Linked DNA regions of Mus musculus: region 2 is linked to region 1. A link is a loop called in an ENCODE intact Hi-C map of the cell type or tissue named here. Cell type or tissue: heart. All regions are shown on one strand.

Region 1 (5,000 bases):
AAACTCATCTTAAAAAAAAAGACAAGGAGCTGGATAGTGGTGGTGGAGTACAACACACACCCCTTAATTTAAATCCACTATTTTTCATAGGTTTTAATAATTATCATTACTGTTAACATAAAGATAGTGAAATCTTAAAGATAAGGAGGCAGGATGGCGGTTCCCAAAGGGTGCAGGTGTGAGATATGACACTGGAAAAATACACTTGGATCTGGGCCTGGGTGGCAGCTCCCTGTTATCTGCACCATCAGGGAGCTCTCAGCACTACTCCCAATAGGCCACCCAGTGCCACCATTGGCAGCAGCCAGCTCGCCTGCACACACTCCTCCAGAGCCAGCTCCACTGTGCTGCCCAGTCAAGGGACTGGGCCAGCTCTCCTGCTCTCACACCCTAAGGGCTGGCTCACCCATACCTTCACCATCAGCTCTAGCTCAGGTGGTGCAGACCCACCCTCCTGAGTGCTACAGCTAGGGAGTGGGCAAGGCTAAGTCTCCTATATTCATGCCTTGGGGCCGACTCTCCAGACTACCACAGATGACAGGGGAAGAGGGGGAGGGCATCACCCCTGCACCCACACCACCTCATAACAGACAAGTGGCAGGGCCCACTCTCCAAAGTGCTGCAGGCAGCAAGGGGCAGGGCCAGCTCTCTCAACTACTGTAGGTGGTAAGGGGCATTCCCCCCCACACCCAGGAAACCTCACAGTAGATGAATGGCTGGGCCAGCTCGGGGCTGGGTCACCTATGCTCCCCCACCCAGGGACAGCTCTACTGTGCCGTCCTGGTGAGGTGCGGCGTCAATTCTCCTAAGCGCTGTAGCCATCAGGAAGCAGGGCAGCTCACCCACTCTTATGACCCTGTGGTGACCAGAGTATGTTTTAGAGTATCCAAGGCTACATACAAAGAGAAACCTTGTCTTGAACACTACCCCTCCACACACACACACACACACACACACACTCCAAAAAGAGAAAGGAAGAAAGCACAGGGAAGGAAAGGAAAGAGAATGGATGAACAGTATACATAGCGTGTAAGAGTGAGAGGATCTTTGATTTCCATTCAAGTTTCACGGGGATAAAGCAGCAACATACAGGTGTTTATAATAACAACTTCCTCCCAGCATTCTATCTTTGTCTCCATTTTGTAAGGTTGTGTTGATTAACTCAAAAGTAAGGAATAAAATTTGTATCCAGACCAGGAAGAACGTCAACTCACAGCGATGTGTCTCCCTGGGACACTCCGGTGCTGGGATTTAAGGTGTGAGCCACTATGTATGGCTGGGAACTTTCATAGGCACTGTGTTACATAAGTGCTATAAAGAAAAGTATCAATGTGCCGGGCACACTGACACGGACCTTTATTAATCCCAGAACTCGGAGGCAGAGGCAGGCCAAGGGCTGTGGGTTTGAGACCAGCCTGGTCTACGGAATTACAGAACAGGCAGTGAGACAATCTCAGAAAAACCCAAAAATAAAATAATGCTTTTTTTTTTTTTTTTTTAAGTATCAACTTAAAAGACTTCAAGAAGCATCCCTACTCTCACACAAAATAAATATGAACTTTCAAACATTAACTTATCTCTCTTATTTTTTTTTCAAGAAAGGGTTTATCTGTGCTGGCTGCCCTAGAACTCCCTCTGTAGACCTGGAAGTCAGAGATCCACCTGCCACTCCCCCACAAGTGGTGGGATTGAAGGTGCGAGCCACCACTGCCCGGCATTAATAACTTTTTAATAAAAAACAAACAAACAACAACAAAAAGTTTACCTGGTTTTCCTCTTCCAGCTGTAATAGCTTCTGATTTCTTGAAATTGCAAGCATTTCTATGAGTTCCCTAAAAGAAAAACACCCATCACGGTATGGTGATACTTGCCTGTAAACTCAGTGTTTGGGAGGACTCAGACCAGCCTCAGATATCTAGTGAAACCTTTTCATAACACAGTAGAAACACAAAAGAAACTGTTTAAATTGCTCCCTGCCCCAACCGATTGTTGGGTTTATGGTCCTCCTAACATGCTGGACTCTCATGGTGACTACAAACACTTCAGCATTCGCTGGCTAACTGCACGTGATAAAGACTCAGCTGTGATTTACAAGAAAACCTCCTGACTCAACTATGTAGGTCTGTAGGCCAATAGTGCTGCCATTTGTGTAAATTATGTTTTCTTGTAAGACGGTGGCCATGGCTGCCTTCCCTTGATAAGACTTCAACTGATAGATTTAAGACTATCACGACGATGTGGAGTGTGACATCCAATTTACTCTATCTCGGCCACACACCAGCCAACCCCACTGTGCCCTGCCTGATGTTTCCAGGCTTTTTCAGATGATGGGCTATCTATCAGACGCCTAACAAATCTGATTTGACTAGCAGCCCATTTCTTGGGGACGTGTGCCCTGCTACCACCAGAATAGGAATCCCATCGGTGGACTGCAGGAGGCTGCGGCTCAACCCTTAGAAATCTGGTCCATAGCGTTTTAACACATTTGTCTCTCCTGTCACCCTGGGCTCCTTCGTGTTGGCATCTAGCCTCCCCTTGACTACTGGGGGGAAGCGTGCTTTTAAATGTCTGTTGCGTGTCAATGACTGAGGGGGCTCGGATCTGCCCCTCTTACCGGCTACTAAAGTTTTGACTGCCTTGGTTTCCAGGTCATGTGACTGAGATGTCCCCTTGGCGGGGAAATGCGGCCCAAAGCCCCCGAAGGCCCTAGACCCCACGTCCAACGGAGCCTCCCAAGCCCGCCTACCCAAGTCAGCGCCCACAGCCGAGCCGGCCGGAGCAGGCTCCCGGGCCGCGGTTACCTCGACAAGACCTCCAGATCTTCCAGCGCAGACAGAAGCCGCTCTCGCGTACTGCCAAGGCCGGCCATTCCCGAAACGCCTCCCATCCGCTCCTTTTCCTTCTCACCACTTGAAGAAGCCGCCATCGCCCCGCTGACCACCAGCCGTCGCATGCGCAGTGTGAGCTAGCCACAGGAGGGGCGGAACCGGAAGAAGGAAAGAAGAGTAATAGAGGTCGGGACGGAGAGGTCCGGCTAGAGCGCCGCCTATGTGCCTGGAGGTGCACTACAGTTCTAGCGCCATCTACAGGGCAAAGGAGGGCTTGTGACTCGTTCCAATCTGACATGCTCCAACCGGACCCAGGATGAGAGATGCAGTTCCCAGTCTCCTGGGTTTTATTTCCTCAGCATCAGTGGAAGGCTTCTAACAAAAGATTTTTTTTTTAAACTGGGGAAATTACATAATTATTAACTTCTATTTTGTCTGTATTCCGATAAAATCCCAGCCATCAAGTTTGGTCTCTCGTGAAGTTGTAGTAAACTTAGAGCAGGAAGTAAAATCTTTTCTTCCCTCCCCATTCCGTTGTTTGGTAGCAAAATACATATAATTGGCCTATAGACCAGGCTGGTCTCGAACTCAAGAGATCTGCCTGCATCTCGAGTCCTGGGGTTAAAGGGGTGTACCACCATGCCCCGCTACTAAAATTCAGTATCTTAACCATTGTATGTGTAGGGTTCACTGCCACTAAATTGCTGTTAAGCAAGGCAGTTGTGAGGCATGCCTTTAATCCCAACACTCAAGGAAGCAGAGGCAGGCAGATCTCCTGAGTTAGAGACTAGCCTGGTCACAGAGTGACTTCCAGGACAGCCAGGGTTACACAGAGAAACCTCGTCTCAAAACAAAACAAACAAACAAAAAATTGCGGCTAAATAACATCCCCAAAACTCTTCAACTTGTAAAATGTAAAAAAGGTGTGCTCATGAAGGTCTGACTTCCCGTTCCTGAAAACCACACTGTACTTTCTGTTTGTCTGGCTATTCTATGCATTTTGAATGAGTAGAATCACATGTTCTAGTTTGGGGCTTGGGGGTTTGCTTGTTATTATTTTTTGGTTTTGGGGGATTTGGGCTTTGTTTGGTTGGCTTGCTTTCTTTCTTTCTTTCTTTCTTTCTTTCTTTCTTTCTTTCCTTCTTTTCAGACCGAATCTTGTTGTGTAAACTAGTCCTAAACTAAGAAGGAACTCACTTTCTCATTACAGCCTACTGAATGCTGAGCCCCTATAGCAGGCTGATTCATTTAGCATAATGCTATCATGGTTCATGTACATTGGAATAGGTGCCAGAATACCCCTCCCTTGAAGTCTGAATAATACTTCCTGTATGTGCTAACCGTACCCCCTATCAGATGGCATTTAGCTGGGTTACCTTCTTGGTTTTCGGAACTCATCTTTAGGCCTGTATATCTTCCAACAAACTGCTCTGCTCTTTATTCAAGGTGACTGTTGAAATGAATGAATCAATAGTGTAAACTGTCATTCAAGAAAATAGTGTAGGGCTAGAGAGATGGCTCAGAGGTTAAGAGCACTAACTGCTCTTCCAAAGGTCCTGAGTTCAAATCCCAGCAACCACATGGTGGTTCACAACCATCCATAATGAGATCTGATGCCCTCTTCTGGTGTGTCTGAAAACAGCTACAGTGTACTCACATATAATAAATAAACAAATCTCTAAAAAAAAAAGAAAGAAAGAAAGAAAGAAAGAAAAGAAAAGAAAAAAAGAAGAGAAAAGAAAAGAAGAGAAGAGAAAAGAAAAGAAAAGAAAAGAAAAGAAAAGAAAAGAAAAGAAAAGAAAAGAAAAGAAAAGAAAAGAAAAGAAAAAGAAAATAGTGTAAATCATCTGCAAAGCACCTAATTCCAAGGCAGGCCTGGGTGTCAACACTGAAGCTGCACCTCCTCCCACTCCTGCAGAGATCAACACAGCAGGGAACTTTCCCTACCTAGGCTCCAGTTATTGGCAGTGGGGACTCCATGCTGAGTCATGTTGCTGTTATCAAAAATAAGGTGCCATTCACAGGCAGTGGTCATGACTGTGTGCTGTCTTCATTTCAGGTCTAGTCCTGCCCACTGTCCTGTGGAGTCCGACTCAAGAACTCCAGAGCTGGCAATCCCCGGGGAGACTCATGTTTATAAATCCACTCATAAGCAAAGCTGTGTAATTCGGA
Region 2 (5,000 bases), 180 kb after region 1:
AAGTATTCTGAGTTACATCCCAGCCTGGCACCATCTTTTTTTTTTTTTTTTAACTTTTTTTTATTTTGAGAGAGGATCTAATTGTGAACTCACTCTTGGACCCAAGCAGGCCTTGAATGTGGAATCCTTCTGTCTCAGCCTCCTACTAGATACATGAGAGACTACAGTTCTCAGTTAAGTCAGGAGAAACCCATAGGACTTCAATTCTTTGGAATAATTTCTGTGACTATTGTGAAATCTACTACTACTGCTGTTACTAATACATTACAGATGTGTGTCTTTTACTGACAAAGTGAGACAGGCTTTGTTTAAAAAAAAAAAACCTACTATAAAATCCAAAAGAAATGACAAAACTTTTACATCCTTAATTTAGCCGTGAGTTTTCAAAACCACGCTCAGTTAAAAAAAAAAAAAAAAAAAAGAAAAGGACTTTGAAAATAACAATGAATACTTATATTCTTACAGCTTTCTACTTATTCTGAGTAGCGAGGGTCAAACTCACCTTAAAGTTTCCCTGGCATATGACAAGAGCACAGCCATCCCACCCAACAGCCCCACACACGCTGCAGACCACCTGAAGACCTCGAGAGTCTGAGGAAGGAGGTGTCCAATAGCCAGGTGGCAAACTACCAGAAACACAAACACTTTAAATGCCTTTTCAAATTCCTTCCCTGCCTCCATTTCTCCTTCACCACCAAATCCCCTCCGCACACACCCCCTCTCCTGGGCTACATTCCCAGCGCTGCCCCATTTATTTATTTATTTTTTGAAACAGGTTTTTACATTCATGATCAAGAATTGAAAAAAAAAAACTCATTTGCAATCGTATTGATGAACTAGGTTCAAATAAAACAAGTCATATCTACACATGCAGAGCTAATGTAAGTCCCCAGCCTTTCCTTGGCTGTCCTGTGTTCTCATGTGGCCAATGCCTTATTAGATTCTAAGGCTGTAATGATGTCTCTCTCTGTCTCTGCCTCTGCCTCTCTCTCTTTGTCCCTGAGTATTGGAATCACTGTTCCTCACATGCTAGGTAAGCATTTTACTATTAAGTTATATCCCAGACTTTTCACTTTTTATTATAAAACAGAGTCTTACTAAGTTGCCCGGGTTGGAGTTCAACTCACTCTATAGCCAAAGCCTGTCTTAAACTTGGGATTTTCTTGCCTTAGGCTCTGAGCATTATGGGCCTGAGCTACCAGGTCAGGCTCAACTTTGATCTGTGTGTTGAAAGGGGCTTATGGGGGAAACATGTTACAATGACTTCTGACACAAATAGCTGACCATCAGCTGATTTGAGGTCAGTACCAGCAGAGATGACCGGTCACCAGCTCTGTTACGCGTCTGAGGACCCAAGTTCCTTTGCCATTCTGTCTCAAACTTAAGAGTAGCTTGCCACAAATACCAAGGTGGCATCAATTGGCCAAGTGTCACATTCTCTGATAATTATGAGGCAGGACTGTATCATTTCTGTATATTATTTGATCAGGCTCCCACAGTCTATCTTTTATCTTCACCAAACCTAGACTGTATGTAGCCTGAGCTCTTGCCTAAATCTGGGACAAAGTGAACTCAAGTGCTATTTTAATTCCATTCATTCTCCGTGGCTGCATCAGGGCCTGGGGCTCTACCTCCTGACAAACATTTGGTCTCTAGAAGGCTTCTGAAGTTAGGCAAGTCTGAAAATTGAAGGAGGCCCATGTATCCTTCACTCATCTGACATCAAGGCAGAAAATAAGCCCAGGCTTGCAACCTACCCAATTAAGTTCTCGATTCCTCAGTCCTTGCTCAGCTGTTCCAAGATAGTTTACACCAGAACAACAACTGTATTTTATTCACAGCACTTCAATTAGTGAGTTGTATGAATAAGGACTGACAAAGGGAGAAAATTATGTTGACTGACAGGTAAAACGTAACTAGAAAAGCTACCATTGCTGAGCCAGCTTTTGGTGGCGGTAGGTAGTTCTAGTATAAAGTATGCTCTTTTCCGGTGTCTGTGCGTCGGCGACATGGTCAGACAAATATTACTTGGGTTCGAGTCCTCTGCCAGGGACCTGCTATGTGACGCGGGCAAATTGGCTCCCCGAACTCCCCACTTCCAACCCGCAAAAGTGGAATGCCGACCTTCCCAGTTTGACCGGCTGTCTCGGAGAAACCATTATGAAAGGAGGCCGGATCGTGCGCATGAACACGGCCAACTGGTTTTCTGCTTTCGTCTCAAACGCGTTTGTAAGCGATTTTTCAAAGTCGGGTCCGCCTGGCAAACTGGTTTTCAAAAGCTACTTTCCCGCTAAGATCTGTCCCGCTCGGACCGCGCCTCCTGTTTCCCCATCAAAAGACTATAGTCTGTGCGTGCATCGCCCATCTTCCCTTGTCTCCAGAAGGCCACCAATGGCCCCACCCTGGACCGCCCACCCGGGCCGAGCCCACCTCCCACTGGCCCGGCACGTTTGTTTTTGTTTTGCCGGCCGCGCGGGCCGGGCGAGGGGCGCGCCCTGTCCAGCGTTCTCCCAGAGGCCGCGGCTCCTCGCAGCGGGCCGGCCCCGCCTCGGCTGGCGCCGCCCACGGGGACGACGCGGGCGGAGACAGGCCCGGGCAGGCGCGGCTTCCCCGCGGCTTCCCGCCCGCGCCCTCGCCCTCGCCCTCGCCCTTGCCCGCCGCCGCCGCCACCGCCGCCCCGGTTCCCCACTGACGCCCGCGGCCCGCGAGCCTCGCGGACGTGACGCCGCGGGCGGAAGTGACGTTTTCCCGCGGTTGGCCCGGGCGCTCGGTTGCCGGGCGCGTCCGGTTTTCCTCGGGGGACGTTCCCATTATTTTTGTAACGGGAGTCGGGTGAGGACGGGGCGTGCCCGGCGTGCGCGCGCGCCCGCCCGCCTCCCCGCGCGCCTCCCTCGGCTGCTCGCGCCGGCCCGCGCTGCGCGTCATGCCGCCCAAAGCCCCGCGCAGAGCCGCGGCCGCCGAGCCCCCGCCACCGCCGCCGCCGCCGCCTCGGGAGGACGACCCCGCGCAGGACAGCGGCCCCGAAGAGCTGCCCCTGGCCAGGTGAGGAGCGCGGCCGCCGCGGGCCGGAGAGAAGGGAAGGGAAGGGAGCGGGGACGCCGGGTGCATCCCGGCGGGGACGCCGGGCGGGCGCATCTCGGCGGGGCCGGGCTGGCGGTAGGAGCGGCGCCCCGGGTCTCCGGGGTCCCCTTGGTCCCCCATCTCTGCGGGGGTGGCGGCGGCGCGCTGACACGGTCCCGGGCTCGCGGGCGACGGGGAGGGCATCCCGAAGGGGTCTGGGCTGCGGCTTGACAGGTGTCGGGCGGGTGGGGCTCCTGCTCCCGAGCGAAGTGACAGGTGCAGGCTCTACTCCAGCGACGCCCAGGCGCGGAGCCGGCGGGTCCCGGAGAGCCCCGGTCAGATGCAAAAACAATTGAAATAAATATTTAAAAAAAGAAAAAAAAAACTCGACCGGTGTTTGTTTTCTTTCTTCCTCCCTTTTTTCTCCGTGGAGATCCGAAGCACCCCCGGGGTGGGTTGACTTTCTCTTTTGCAGTCGTCCTGCGATGCAACAGTTGGGAGCCTTGCCCTCTCTGAGCTTGCGCTGCATCGGCAGCTTGGTCCTGGGAGAGGCCAAGAAAAGCCTTGTAGGCAAAGCGCAGGGTCGTGGGTGTCAATTGCTCACGGGGTCCTCAGCTCCCGGGCTTTGTGGGGGTTTCTTTAGAACAATGCTTTGAGGCCCGGGGGGATTTAAAGCCATCTGTGGAGACTGATGGAGCAGAACTCTTAGAAGAACTGGTATGTGGGCAAAAGTTTCAGGAGACATTTAAATGCAAGGGCTTGGAAGTTTCTAAACTTTGTTCCCCTTTTTTTTCAGGGTAGAACTCTTCTTGCGTGCTGATTGGCCCGCAGCATGCTTCATTATTTCTTGCCTTTTGCCTTTGAGCATTCACGGATTCTGGTGCCTCCCCCTCCCTTTTTTCTTTTTTGGTCTTGTGTTTGGTACTGTGTTCTCTCAAAGAACTTTTCTCTCCATTTATTAAGTGGAATCTAAACTTAAGTTCATGTGGATCCAATAAGAACAACAGAGAGATATTTATTGTATTTCAACATTTTTTTTCTTGACTGTGCTACTGTGTGATTAAGTAACAGAAATTGAAACAATATGATTGTTGTTATTGTCAGCACTAGTTTTGAGAGTATAGATCCATTGTAGATGGGAGTTGTTTTTGTCTCTCACGGTCCTTCAATTTCTAGCCCATCATTAAGTTCTCGAGTTTTTGTTGTTGTTGTTGTTTTTGTTTTTTTGGGAGGGGGTGTTTTTGTTGTTTTTAATTACTCTGACTCTGTAACCCAGGCTTGCCTTAAGCTCTCTGTTTTACTGCCTCTGCCTCCCAAGTTCTGGGATTGTAGCCCTGATGGGCTATCAAGCTCCTTTCTTCTCATTGAGCATCAATCAAGGCTCTTTGTGAGACCCAGACTCTTAACAGAGTTCAGGTCAAATCCTAAGAGACTGAAATAATTTTGGAAATTGCTTGTCTAAGTCTATTAAAATTCATATTAGATGGATTTTCTTATGGACCAAATAAAAATCATGTTCTTAAAAAATAAATACAGAATAAAAACTGTTCCAGGGGAAGAGTTTGCTTTTGTTTCTAATTAAACTCTGATGTATCCAGTGTGTGGAAGCTTCACTTTAGAAAGAGCAGTAACATGTATTCTAAAAGATTCCATGCCATCTATGGACTTATTACTGATTATTGTAGAGTAACTGTACACATTGAAGTTCTGGTCATTGCCTGTGGGAAAGACAGACCCAGTTTCTTTCTCTTTTATGTACTTTTAACTTTGGAGAATTCTCAAAAAGTTCTCCTTTAAATTAAACTTTACAAGACATAGTCTCATCTTGGTTACTCATTGCCACTAAGGTTCTCAAAAAGCACTTACAGTTGATCTCTGACTTACCTATTGTCACGTGTGTTCACCATAGGGATTTGCTACCTCTTCTGAACTGCCATTAA

The links. Hi-C counts contacts between places; a loop is a spot of excess contacts. Peaks named below come from ENCODE experiments on the same cell type or tissue, not always from the same donor. Only the 100,000 strongest peaks of a DNase experiment are listed, where the experiment ranks them.
Region 2: it touches region 1 in a loop (2.5-fold over the local background); 2 of 42 quality-filtered maps call a loop at or near these places.

The regions. Positions count from the first base shown.
Region 1 is chr14:73,507,987-73,512,986 of GRCm38, reverse strand. Med4 (mediator complex subunit 4) reads right to left here and starts at 2,938. Exons shown (of 7, transcript NM_026119.3): 1 at 2,802-2,938; 2 at 1,766-1,832. The coding sequence starts at 2,926. In heart, no CTCF peak of the experiment used is centred here; DNase peaks (open chromatin) are centred at 2,986 and 4,916; H3K4me3 peaks cover 1,520 bases; H3K27ac peaks cover 783 bases.
Region 2 is chr14:73,323,565-73,328,564 of GRCm38, reverse strand. Rb1 (RB transcriptional corepressor 1) reads left to right here and starts at 2,743. Exons shown (of 27, transcript NM_009029.3): 1 at 2,743-3,042. The coding sequence starts at 2,924. In heart, no CTCF peak of the experiment used is centred here; DNase peaks (open chromatin) are centred at 2,704 and 3,614; H3K4me3 peaks cover 2,500 bases; H3K27ac peaks cover 2,221 bases.